Regions from separate parts of the Homo sapiens genome. Here region 2 is linked to region 1. The links are chromatin contacts, found by Hi-C or POLR2A ChIA-PET in ENCODE. All regions are on one chromosome and are shown on one strand. Each heading gives the region's core, a stretch centred on a gene start or an enhancer-like site at or near the end of the contact. The rest is flanking DNA. Distances are from core to core; before and after follow the strand shown. Region 1 holds the start of TRIL (TLR4 interactor with leucine rich repeats). Region 2 holds the start of PRR15 (proline rich 15).

Region 1 (2,832 bases), core at 168-2,667:
TATTACTGCCTTATATTATTATCTAACCTTTCAATGCATTCATTGCCCTTCCCACTAGATTGTCATTGTCTTCAGGTGAGGATCTGTATCTTTCCTTTAATTTTCCACATTGTTGCAGAGTACGTCCTCAAAACTTACGTTTTCTCAACACCTTGGATAGGGGAAGGGCCCTTATTTTTTAGCAAGATGGTTTATATAAAGAAACAATAATTAATAATTAACAACTCCTCCTTGTGTATTCTCATTCTCAGCAGGGGCTGATCCCAAAGGAGCCGTTGATTAAATGCTCCATTCCCTAGAGATAATAAATAATAATGCTTCCCCAACTGAGCCAGGCCTGAACATTTTTGGGCCTAAAGACTTTGAAGATCACTGCAAGTCCAGGCGTAAAGCAGGAGGGCCCTGCAAGGAACGTTTACCTTAGGATCTGTGAAGGTTATTATGTATGTGCACACGAGCAGAGCCTACCCCAGGGGCTCTATTACTGTAGGAGAGTTAATGCGACTGAATCACCAAAATGTGGCAGAGACACTTTCATGTTGGCAGAACCAGTTCTGTGATTTCTTCATGTTCTAGCCCACAGCAGGATGGAGTAAATACTCCCTTCAGACACCTAAAAGGGGGTGGTGCCTCTCCTCAGCTACTAGTCCAACGACGTCAAAACCCAAGCAGCAACTGTCAGACTGGGTTCACCTACCCCCTTCTGATGGCCTTCTGCAGGCAACCTTGTGCTCCCCCAAACTTCCTGTAGAATGCTGGCGGACTCCGTGCTGCCCAAACTTCCCGCAGGGTGGCACCTGGAAGAGCAAGTGACTTAACAACGAGGAAGGCCAGGCGCGCTCCCACTGCTCAGAAGCGGCTGGTGTACTCGTCTAAAATAAAAAGGTCTCTGTCTGCAAATCCCGTTTGCTAGCCCGGTAATCCTCCCCCGCCCCCGGCCTAGCGTGTCCGGCCCGTACAGCTGTTTTTAATCCCTACTTTTCTCACTTGGCATCCCGGGCCCGGGCTGACCAGACGCGGAGCCACTTAGTGTTTCCTCCTCCCCCTGCCGGGGTCTGTCCTCCCTCTGCCGTCTCCTCTTTCTCCGCCTGCGTCCCCGCGGGCAGAGTGTGGGAAGAACGAATTTCCGCCCCGTTTGCTCTCCGCTCGCAGACTTGGGTCCCTTCCGGACGCAGCCCGCGTGCTCCCCGAGCTATTGCACTGGAGCCGCCCTCCCCGTCCGGGACCGCGAGCGAGAAGGTGCCGTCTGCGGGGGCCGAGCAGCCGGGGCTCTGCTGCCAAGCCGCGCCCCGCGAAGCTCTTGGAACGGCTCCCGCCTGCAGCTGGGGAATCCACTCGGCTGGGAGAATCCGCGCCAGGGAATCCAGCTCTCCGGACTCAGCTGCAAACAAAAAGCGCCGGGTCTTGCTCCCTCCTCCCGCCCGCCGACGCGCACCCGGAGAAACAGTTTTATACAGAAATGCAACAAGTAGTACCCGGGGTCTGCAGAGCGCCCCGCGCCGCCTGACTTGGCCGGGCGAAGCCCGCCTGCAGAGACCCGGGCCGGCCTCCGGACAAAGGACGGAGGAGGGGCTGGACGGCGCTGCGAAGTCCGAAAGAGGCCATTTAGCGACTCTGGCCAGGCTAAGGGGAATGCAGAGGAGACACAGAGCCGGCGGGCCAAGAGGACGATCCGGCCGCTGCACGCAGGGCGGGAGGCGATGGAGGCTGCCCGCGCCTTGCGCCTCCTGCTCGTGGTGTGCGGCTGCCTCGCGCTCCCGCCGCTGGCCGAGCCCGTGTGCCCGGAGCGCTGCGACTGCCAGCATCCCCAGCATCTCCTGTGCACCAACAGGGGGCTCCGCGTAGTGCCCAAGACCAGCTCGCTGCCGAGCCCCCACGACGTGCTCACCTACAGCCTCGGCGGCAACTTCATAACCAACATCACGGCCTTCGACTTCCACCGTCTGGGGCAGCTCAGACGGCTGGACCTGCAGTACAACCAGATCCGCTCTCTGCACCCCAAGACCTTCGAGAAGCTCTCGCGGCTGGAAGAGCTGTACCTGGGGAACAACCTCTTGCAGGCGCTCGCCCCGGGCACGCTGGCCCCGCTGCGCAAGCTGCGCATCCTCTACGCCAACGGGAACGAGATCAGCCGCCTAAGCCGCGGCTCCTTCGAGGGCCTGGAGAGTCTAGTCAAGCTGCGGCTGGACGGGAACGCCCTGGGGGCGCTGCCGGACGCGGTCTTCGCTCCCTTGGGCAACCTGCTCTACCTACATCTGGAGTCCAACCGGATCCGCTTTCTGGGCAAGAACGCCTTCGCCCAGCTAGGCAAGCTGCGCTTCCTCAACCTCTCTGCCAACGAGCTACAGCCCTCCCTGCGCCACGCGGCCACCTTCGCACCGCTGCGCTCCCTCTCCTCCCTCATCCTCTCGGCCAACAACCTGCAGCACCTCGGGCCGCGCATCTTCCAGCACCTGCCACGTCTCGGCCTGCTCTCGCTCAGGGGCAACCAGCTCACGCACCTCGCGCCTGAGGCCTTTTGGGGCTTGGAGGCCCTGCGCGAGCTGCGCCTGGAGGGTAATCGGCTGAGCCAGCTGCCAACTGCGCTGCTGGAGCCTCTGCACAGCCTGGAGGCGCTGGACCTGAGCGGCAATGAGCTGTCCGCCCTGCACCCGGCCACCTTCGGCCACCTGGGCCGGCTGCGCGAGCTCAGCCTGCGCAACAACGCGCTCAGCGCCCTATCCGGGGACATCTTCGCCGCCAGCCCAGCCCTTTATCGGCTGGATCTAGACGGCAACGGCTGGACCTGCGACTGCCGGCTGCGAGGCCTGAAGCGCTGGATGGGCGACTGGC
Region 2 (2,832 bases), core at 199-2,698, 610 kb before region 1:
TCTTTTCCTTGTGCAATTCCCTCCTCCCAAGGAGAAAGAACGCAACAAGGAACTCCGAAACAATGTGCTTCTTCCCCAAGCTTCTAAGACCCCCCCTCTGCAGAGCGAAAGGCCGCTTCTGAGCACTTAGGTGCGGGTACAGCAAGCGAGACTCCCAGCCCACTTTCTGTGCGGGGTCTCTTGGGCGCTGCCACCAGCAACGGCAGGATTCGCCTGCGCCGCGGCTCACTTCCAGGTTTCCGCTCGGCTCCTTCCCAGCCCACGCGCCGGGCGCTCCTGGGATTGGCGATCGCGCTGGAGAGGGAAACTTCGGCGGTGTTTGTTGTAGGAGGTTCTCCTCCCGGAACCGCCAGGGAGAGGAAGTCTGATCGCCTACGGGAGGCGGCGGGGCGGCCTCGGCTGCGCCCCGAAACCGCAACACCGGCTCCTCCCCAGGATGCCCTGAGGACACACTCGGGCAGCGACTTGAAAACAATACAAGAAAAAACGGCCAAAAGTTCTTTCGGTACAAAAGGCACCCACGCCCTCAGGCACAATTAGCAACTGCGTCTGCAAACATCCCATTCCCTCCTACTTTGCAGATCGGAAAAGCAACCCGTACCCCCAAGTCATTTACTAACAGTGGTGGTAAGGTGTCCTGATGCTGCTTCCTCTCCTCTAACCTACATTTTCTTCTTCACAATCATCAACTTTGTGAGCACGGAAGGGCTTTGTACGAATTGCGCAAGGAAAAGATGGCAAATTACTCAAAAGTACAGAAAACGGAGTCCTGGAGCGTCCGTGGTTTTCAGCCTCTCTTAGGGCTCCGGGAGGCGGGTACCTGGGAGGTACCAGGCAGCACCCCAGGGTGACCCCCGGGGCCAGGCTCTGTCTCGGCGGACGCCGAACCACCCCCAGTCGCTCACCTGCTCGGGCTTAACAGGACCCGGAGGCCTCGCGCGGTGAACGCGGCCGAGAGCACGAAGGGGGCGCGCTCGGGTCAACCTGGAAGCCGGGGCTCGAGTCCCTGGGCGCGGACTTGGAGAGATCAGGCTTCTGGAAAGTGTACAGGTCGGAATTCCCGCAGCCCAGCTAAATCAAGTGCTGCTGCTGGTCTCCTCTGGCACCTCCAATTGCTGCGCGCTGCGGCGGAAGCCCGGGGCTCGCAGCGCAGTCTGTTCTGGTCGGAGGGGGCGGCGGCGAGGGGCCGCCAGACTCGCTGCCCGGGTGGAAGGTCCAGGGCGGCTTTCCGGGCTAGTAGTGTTTCATTCGCCGGCGCGTCCCTCTTCCCTGCTAGCACCGCCCGGGAGCCGGCTGAGAGATGGGACCCTGGCTGTTCACTCCGGCGCATCGAACTTGCCTACGCGTCCGTAGGAACGCAAAAAAGACATCTGCCCACCTGCTGGTTATTTGCCAAGTGATTCGGGAAACCAGAACCCTGGGGCAGCTGGGGGAGAAAAGAAAATAACCCAGGAGGCGGTCACCGCTGCCACAGGTGCAGGTAGGAACTTCGCGTTCCCACCCTCCAGGGGAGGAGATTGGATCAGGCGCCAGCCTTGAGGTGTCTGATTGGAGAAAAGCTGTGCAGTGCCGCTCCCCCGACCGACTCCTTGAGAAGAAACGGCGGAGACCTGAGACCCGGAGGCTGAGGCTGTAGGTGGGCTCCGCTGGGTAAAAGTTGCCGCAGCAGCTGTCCCTTGGCCCCATCGCGATTTATTTTTCCCCCTTGCTTTCCGGGTCCCGGGATCCCAAGTTTGTAACTAACGGGAGCGAATCCACACCCGAGCAAAATGTTTGCGAGTTTCAGGCGCCCTTAGTTGAAAGGCTGTAATTAACAAGTCCGCTGTTTGCCAGCCAGGCGCCGTTGCAGGCGCTTTCTGTGGATTGTCATTTATTTCTCACAGCAACCCTAGGAGGTAGGTATTGTTATTATTATTATTCTCACTCGACAGGCGAGGAAACCCTAGCACGGGAAAATGGTTGCTCAGGTTTGCCTGTCTGGTACGTGGCAGAGCAGGGTTGGAACCCAGGGGGCCTGACTCTAGCTTCTACGGTCTTAACCACCACAACCTGCCAGTCTGAGACTCTTAACACGACTCAGTGAGGATGTGAATTTCCTTCTTTCAGGCCTGGAAGTCCATGGACAGCCACCCAACGAGGGCAGTGTAAATCCAGCCCTGAGCCACTGCAGGAAGTGAACCGGGGATTGCACTCCTGGTCACATAAGAGTACTTTTTTTTTTTTTTTTTTTTTGAGACGGAGTCTCGCTCAGTCGCCGAGGCTGGACTGCAGTGGCGCGATCTCGGCTCACGGCAAGCTCCGCCTCCCGGGTTCACGCCATTCTCCTGCCTCAGCCTCCCGAGTAGCTGGGACTACAGGCGCCCGCCACTGCGCCCGGCTAATTTTTTGTATTTTCAGTAGAGACGGGGTTCCCCGTGTTAGCCAGGATAGTCTCGATCTCCTGACCTCGTGATACGCCCGTCTCGGCCTCCCTCCCAAAGTGCTGGGATTACAGGCGTGAGCCACAGCGCCCGGCCAAGAGTACTTTTTATTCATTTGACATAAAGATATTGGCACAGGGCATTTTCACTAATGAAGGCAGAGGTGCAGCTTGCTTCATCTTCCAGGATGCTCTTGTTTCAAAAAACGATTTTGATGTTCCTTGAGCTCATATGCAAGCATAACTCCCCTGAAGGACTGGGTGTGGAGCAACTGAGCATCTCTGTTGTGAAAACTGTTTGCAGTATAAAAGCAGTGAAAGACAGCCGGGCAAGATGGCTCAAGCCTGTAACCCTAGCGCTTTGGAGGCCGAGGCGGGTGGATCACATGAGACCAGGAGTTTGAGACCAGCCT

The links. A loop is a pair of places that touch in the nucleus more often than their neighbours do. ChIA-PET counts read pairs that join two places held with the same protein, here RNA polymerase II (POLR2A). Pooled maps may share reads with other maps.
Region 2: a loop to region 1 is called in a map with no recorded cell type, with 12 times the contacts of the local background. The contact joins the promoter of PRR15 here to the promoter of TRIL in region 1. A Hi-C loop is called at or near these places in 8 of 37 single-sample maps with no recorded cell type and 10 of 50 pooled maps. POLR2A ChIA-PET finds 5 or more read pairs at or near these places in 2 of 52 experiments (HepG2 and WTC11).

What each region holds. Positions count from the first base shown.
Region 1 is chr7:28,956,915-28,959,746 of GRCh38, reverse strand. TRIL (TLR4 interactor with leucine rich repeats) reads left to right here and starts at 1,417. Exons shown (of 1, transcript NM_014817.4): 1 at 1,417-2,832. The coding sequence starts at 1,701.
Region 2 is chr7:29,562,451-29,565,282 of GRCh38, reverse strand. PRR15 (proline rich 15) reads right to left here and starts at 1,448. Exons shown (of 2, transcript NM_175887.3): 1 at 906-1,448. It overlaps PRR15-DT (PRR15 divergent transcript), which reads left to right and starts at 1,592. Exons shown (of 2, transcript NR_183550.1): 1 at 1,592-1,895.